Linked DNA regions of Mus musculus: region 1 is linked to region 2. The links are chromatin contacts, found by Hi-C or POLR2A ChIA-PET in ENCODE. All regions are on one chromosome and are shown on one strand. The core of a region is the stretch at or near the end of the contact, and the rest is flanking DNA. Distances in the headings are between cores, read along the strand shown.

Region 1 (2,700 bases), core at 183-2,682, 320 kb after region 2:
CTGACTGCAGTAGGTAAGGTCATGGTCAAAATTCACAAGCTCATTGAAACTTTCAAGGCTCAGCCAACAGCGCCTATCACGTTTCCTGAGCCCATCTAAGAAGATTAAAGCTGCAGGAGTTTTCTCGCTGTCAGATCAGCAGGACGCTGTTTCAGCCCCCCACACCGCAGTCCGCAGAGTCTGCAGCCGCGCACCTCCTTACATCCCTAGCTGTGCGCTAGACTAACCCTCCCCAACGCGCACCCCGACAGTCTTTTAAACAACCTCCAAAATGGATGTAATTAACTCTAGACCACCTCGAACTCGCGACCGCCGGGACCCCCTCCGACTATCACCACCAAGGCCATCCTTCTGCAGAAGTCTGTGACTTCTGCCTGGCTCCCCAAGGAGGGGAGGAAGCAAGGGGGAGGGAGGAAGACTCCCCGCCAGGAGGTCTGGAAAGGGCACAGCAGCTGGGCGATGCGGGAAGGGATGAAGAGAAGACGCTCAGCACCAGGGCCATATTTACGTTGCTTTTTTTTTTCCTTTGCCCGTCTTCCCCACCCCCACCCCCCACCCCCCCAAAAAAATTCTCCTAGAGTCTGACAATACTGCCTTTAAAGGAAAAAAGAAAGCTAAGCTCTCAAGCTGCCGCCCAAAATCTTCTGATTCACTCCAGTCCTATCTCCGAGAAGCTCCGGACTCTTCCTGACAGGGACAGGTTCACCTGCCCACCCGCTCAGGGCAGGAGGGCCCATCGGTCCCAGACAAGTGGAGCGATCGCTCGGACTGGGCCCTGAGCGGTTCCCCGCCAGGACTGATAGCTGAGACAGAGTCGGTCCCCGCACAAACTTCCCACTTCGCGGACAGCGAGCACCGACCGGCGGGAGGACGAATGCGGGACAGGACAGCCGCGGAGAGGCTCAGAAGCACAGAACAGAGAATGCTTCTCATCCTGCACCCTCCCTGGGTTCCAAAGGGAGCGCAAGCGCCGCCGGAGAAACCCAGGAGATGGACGCTTGTCGTGGGGTTAGGGGTACCCCAAGAGGCGAGTGGCCAGAGGGCCCGGGACCGACCGAGCTAGCCGGCTAGAGGTCCCCGCCCTGCCACCGCTGCAGCAGGAGGAGCAGAGCCGGGAGGCTGAGCCCGAGGAGCAAGAGGAGCGCGCCGCAGAGGAGCCTTACCGAATGGTTGACCCCCCACATGAGCACGCTGAGCAGCGGGTCGCTGGCCCGGAACAGCTTCACTTTCTGAGCCACGAAGTGCTTCTTCTTCGTCTTGGTCTTGCTCGCCAGGACGGAGGACCCCAGGTTGCCAGGGGTCGCCATGGTCGCAGTCTCGGTCCCCTCCACCGCCGCGCCGCCGAGGCCGGGGACCCGCCCTCCCTACACGCCAGCCCGGGGAGGCAGCTGCATCCCCCGGGGCGGCCGCCGCTGCGCGCCTGCTCCAGCCCCGCTCCGCCCGCGCTCAGTCCTGGGCGCTCGCTCCGCCCGCTCCGCGCGCTCGGCCGCTTAGGCTGCAGCTGCGCTCGCCTCGCGCCCCCGCCGGCTCCCGCCCGTCGCGGCTCGGCGCACAGCCCTCGGCTGGTCCAGGCGGCGGGCGGCTTCCGCGTTGGGCGCTAGCGTCATGACGCAGAGGCGGGCGGGGCAGCGGCGCCGACGGGCGGGGCGGGTGCGGATGCGGATGCCGGACCGTTAAGCTGTTCTGTGCGCTCCGCCACCGGTGCTAAGACGAGCACTCTCCTGGCGGCCGCGATCCGTCTGGGGAGGCTGCTGCGGAGTGTGGAGACTCGCGTGAGCATGCCTTTCTCGCTCCTGGGGAGGAGCAAGGAAAGGATACGGAGCCAAGGGAGCTCCGAGGAGGGAGCCCCCAGATGCATGGGGCAGCCAGGAATGTCCGGGAACCTCCGCTTCCCGTGCCAAGGGCTGGCGAGTTCGTGGGACCCAGAGCGCTTCTTCGGGGCCCCGGGCTTCCCCAGCATCTAGGGAAAGGACCTTGGCTCCTCTTTGTCAACTGTCTGCCAGGGAGTCCCCGCCTTGAACTTCCTAACCTTTTGTATCCTGGTTGGGCCTTCCCATGCTATCGGATACTAGAATGTCATTCCCAACCTACTCTGGGATTCTTCACTGAAACCCCTGCTTTAGTCAAGACAGCCATGCCCCAGTCTGGACCGTTTGCTTGGAACCCATCATTTTGCAGGCCACCCCTTCCTTCTCTTATTCTGGACATGCACCTTCTGATTTGAAAATGTTTAGCCTTTCACCACTACCACCCCACACTGAAATTAGTCGTCCTTACGCTGGCATTTGTTGTTGCAAGTCTACAGTCCTTAGATCTTTCAAGAAGACAAAGAGTAACGCCTGGAACAAAAAGGGAGCAGATCCTGTGCGGACCTTCCTTTTCTTCATTTGACCTTTCAGCACGGTTGCCCCCAAAATCCCCTTGGTCATTCTAACTTGTTAATACTATCCCCCCCCCCCCCCGCCCCGCCGCCGCAATGATTCCTTGCTTCTTCTGGTACCAAGCATCACCATTGTTAATGGCTAAAGGGGGTGAAGATAATAACAAAACCAGCCTAAATTAATGCTGAGAAGTCATAAACTTGACCCACAGTTCCACTAGTTGACCAAATCATTTAACCAGAGACTGATGTTATTTGTGTGACTAGGTATAGCCTGACACAAAGGTCACTTTAGGGACTATGCTATAGATTGTTTGTTA
Region 2 (2,700 bases), core at 162-2,661:
AGAGAAGTTGAGAGATAATTTAGATATTCTCAGCCTGCAAAAATTCTGTTAGAAATTCCCTTTTAACTAGAACTTGAATACCTGATTGGAGGACCAGATCCAGCAGAAGAAGCGCTTCTTTTCCAAAGGGCTTTGCGAGCTGTTGAGCTCCCGTGGACTCCTTAGGTGTTCTTCCTTCCGACTGTGTTCTTGCAGCTGCTTCAGAGTTGCTGCTTCCTCACTTGTATGCCCAAGTTGTGACATGATTGTACATCTTTTAGGACTTGGTGGGGAAACTTAAGGATGCTTCAAAAAGCCTGGAAAGAGCAACTCAGTTGTAATTTGGGGAGGCTGATGACCCCAGGAGCCTAGAGGAAAACCAGACGCGCCTTGTCTCCTGCTGGACCATCGTTCGCGCGAGCTGGATGTCATTTTCAGTGGAAAAAGAGCTAGCACCCTTTTGAAGTGATGCCAACCATCAATTTTGACACTTTTTTTACACATGTGAAATGGTTAAGAGGGAGACTCTTAAGCATCTGGATTTTCAGTATTACTCTTGCGTTCCTTCTATCTTGAGCGTCTTCAAGCCCTATTAAAGTATCGTACCCTGAATAAATACGGTGGTATTCCCACAAGAAGGGCGGCATTCTGTTTGGAGTTTGTGTGTGACTTTGACGACTGAGTGTGCCAAGCACATCTGCCCTGCGTGGGCTCGGACGCCTGCCTTGCCCCAGGTTAAGTGTTTCGGGAAAGGTGTGCGGCCGGGCCGTGCTCGCTGCCCGGCCCGCCCGTTACCTGCGCCCGGCCCGCCCGACCCCGCGAGCGGAGCCAGCCCGGCCGCTGCCCGCGCGCGCCTCTTCCCGGCCGCCAGCGGGCGGGGCGGCCGCTGTTGTTTCCGCGGGCCCGATCCGGCGCAGGTTCGGCAGGGCCGAGCCGGGGCAGCGGCCGGGCGCCCCCGGCGGCGGGCCCCGCGGACGTGTGCGCCAGAAGCAGGAGACATGGTGGGGGGCGGGGCGGCGTGCGGGGCCGAGCGGGCCGCGCCGGGAGAGCGGCGTGTGGCGCTGTGGAGAAATGCCTCCGTCGCGGCCCCGGCGCGCTGCGCGGGGAGGGGAGGGGGCTGGGCGCGCGGCTCGCGGCGCGCTGCGAGGGGAGGGGGCGGCCACGGGCCCGACTACACCGACACTAATTCCCAGGCCGCCCTTAAGGAATGAGGGGAGCACGTGACCCGGCGGGGGGCGGGGGAGGGGGCGGGCGGACTCCGAGCCATTTTGGAGCCGGTGTCAGTTTCCACTCTGCCTTCAGCCGTGCATTTTTTTCCACCCTCCCCTCCCCCTCCTGGTCCTCCCTCCCCTCCCCCGCCACCCGGCCCGCAAGCACACTCGGCGCCCCCCGCCCGCCCGCCAGCCCGCCTCCCCCACGCGAGTCTGAAATCATAATCGTAGTATTAAAGGCAGAGATCGGGAGAGACAATGGGGAGGTTGGCGAGGGAGCCCCGCGCAGGCTTAGCAACACCTCCCGGCCCCGCAGAATAATACGGCTCGGCCCCTCTGCGCGCCCTCCCCCGAGCGCGGCCGGGAGGCGGCGGCTGCGCCGAGGAGGAGGAGAGGCCCCGAGGAGGCGGCGGCGGAGGCCGCGCGGAGGCGGAGGAGGCCGCGCGGGAGGAGGAGGCCGCAGCGCGCGAGCAGGAGGCCGGCGGGGGAGCGGCATGAGCGGAGCGCGGCGGCCGTGGCTGCTCTCGGCCGCGCTCGGTGCCCATTGACAGCGGCGGCGGCGGCTCGCTCCAAGATGGCCGCTTGGCTCGCATTCATTTTATGCTGAACGACTTTTAACTTTCATTGTCTTTTCCGCCCGCTCAGATCGCCTCGCGCCGGCCGCTCTTTCCGGGTACGTAGGAGGCGAGGCGCCGACGGGCCGTGGCCGGGGACTGGTGGGGGTCGGGGCGGCGTGGAGGGGGGGGGGCGGAGGCGCTGACAGCGTGGGCAACCGGCCCGCGCCCCGCGCCCGCGCCCGCGCGCCCGCCGCCTCCCGCGGCGCCGGACGCCCCGCAGCCCGCACCAGCGCCGCCTGACCGCGCTCCAGCCGCTCCGGCCGCCGCCCGCGCCCGGCCGCGCCGCGCCGCCCCACGTTTTAGTTCCCCGCTCCCCCGAGCGCCCCTCGGCACCCTCGCGCCGCACATGGTCCCCGAGAGCGGCACTTGTGTCTCCAGCCTGCGCGGCTCCCGCGGCCGCTGCGCCCTTTGTTGAGAGGTAGACTTTGCTGAAACGGGGACGGGATCCCGAGATCGGGCGCTGCCTGGGTCCAGTGGCTTCCCTCCTCTCCCGAAGAAAGGGCTCTGGAGGTCTTTGAACCTCCAGGGAACGCCCCCATTTTATAGGGATGGGTACTGTGGGGAACAGCGATCCCGACGAGGTGGGTGTTAGGCTGGGGGGAGCCCCGACAAAAATGTTATTAACTTAAGTTGGAGGGACACTTGTGTGAAATTGGATGGCTGGTAAGATGGCGGTTCCCAGTTGTTTCCAAGGTCTTGTGCATTTGTGTTGGAAAGGGTAAAGTTTTCAAGGTGGTATTTGTTGGGAGTCGAGGACAGGGGTTCCATACGTACTTGGGGCGAGCTCTCAAGGAGGTGGGCATTTAAAATTTGAGCTTTGTTTTGGAGTGAAGCCGGTGACTGTACGTTAGCCTTGCTGAGCGCCCTTTCTCTCTCCACTCTCACCCCTCCTT

Evidence for each region. A loop is a pair of places that touch in the nucleus more often than their neighbours do. ChIA-PET counts read pairs that join two places held with the same protein, here RNA polymerase II (POLR2A).
Region 1: a loop to region 2 is called in a map of left cerebral cortex, with 4 times the contacts of the local background. The contact joins the promoter of Pip4k2a here to the promoter of Bmi1 in region 2. A Hi-C loop is called at or near these places in 10 of 37 maps with a recorded cell type or tissue (Patski, adrenal gland, gastrocnemius and 2 more). POLR2A ChIA-PET finds 5 or more read pairs at or near these places in 1 of 5 experiments (Patski).

What each region holds. Positions count from the first base shown.
Region 1 is chr2:18,996,689-18,999,388 of GRCm38, forward strand. Pip4k2a (phosphatidylinositol-5-phosphate 4-kinase, type II, alpha) reads right to left here and starts at 1,433. Exons shown (of 10, transcript NM_008845.4): 1 at 1,164-1,433. The coding sequence starts at 1,307. 4930426L09Rik (RIKEN cDNA 4930426L09 gene) reads left to right here and starts at 1,631. Exons shown (of 1, transcript NR_024323.1): 1 at 1,631-2,700.
Region 2 is chr2:18,675,607-18,678,306 of GRCm38, forward strand. Bmi1 (Bmi1 polycomb ring finger oncogene) reads left to right here and starts at 1,412. Exons shown (of 10, transcript NM_007552.4): 1 at 1,412-1,863. It overlaps Commd3 (COMM domain containing 3), which reads left to right. Exons shown (of 8, transcript NM_147778.4): 8 at 261-625. The coding sequence ends at 320.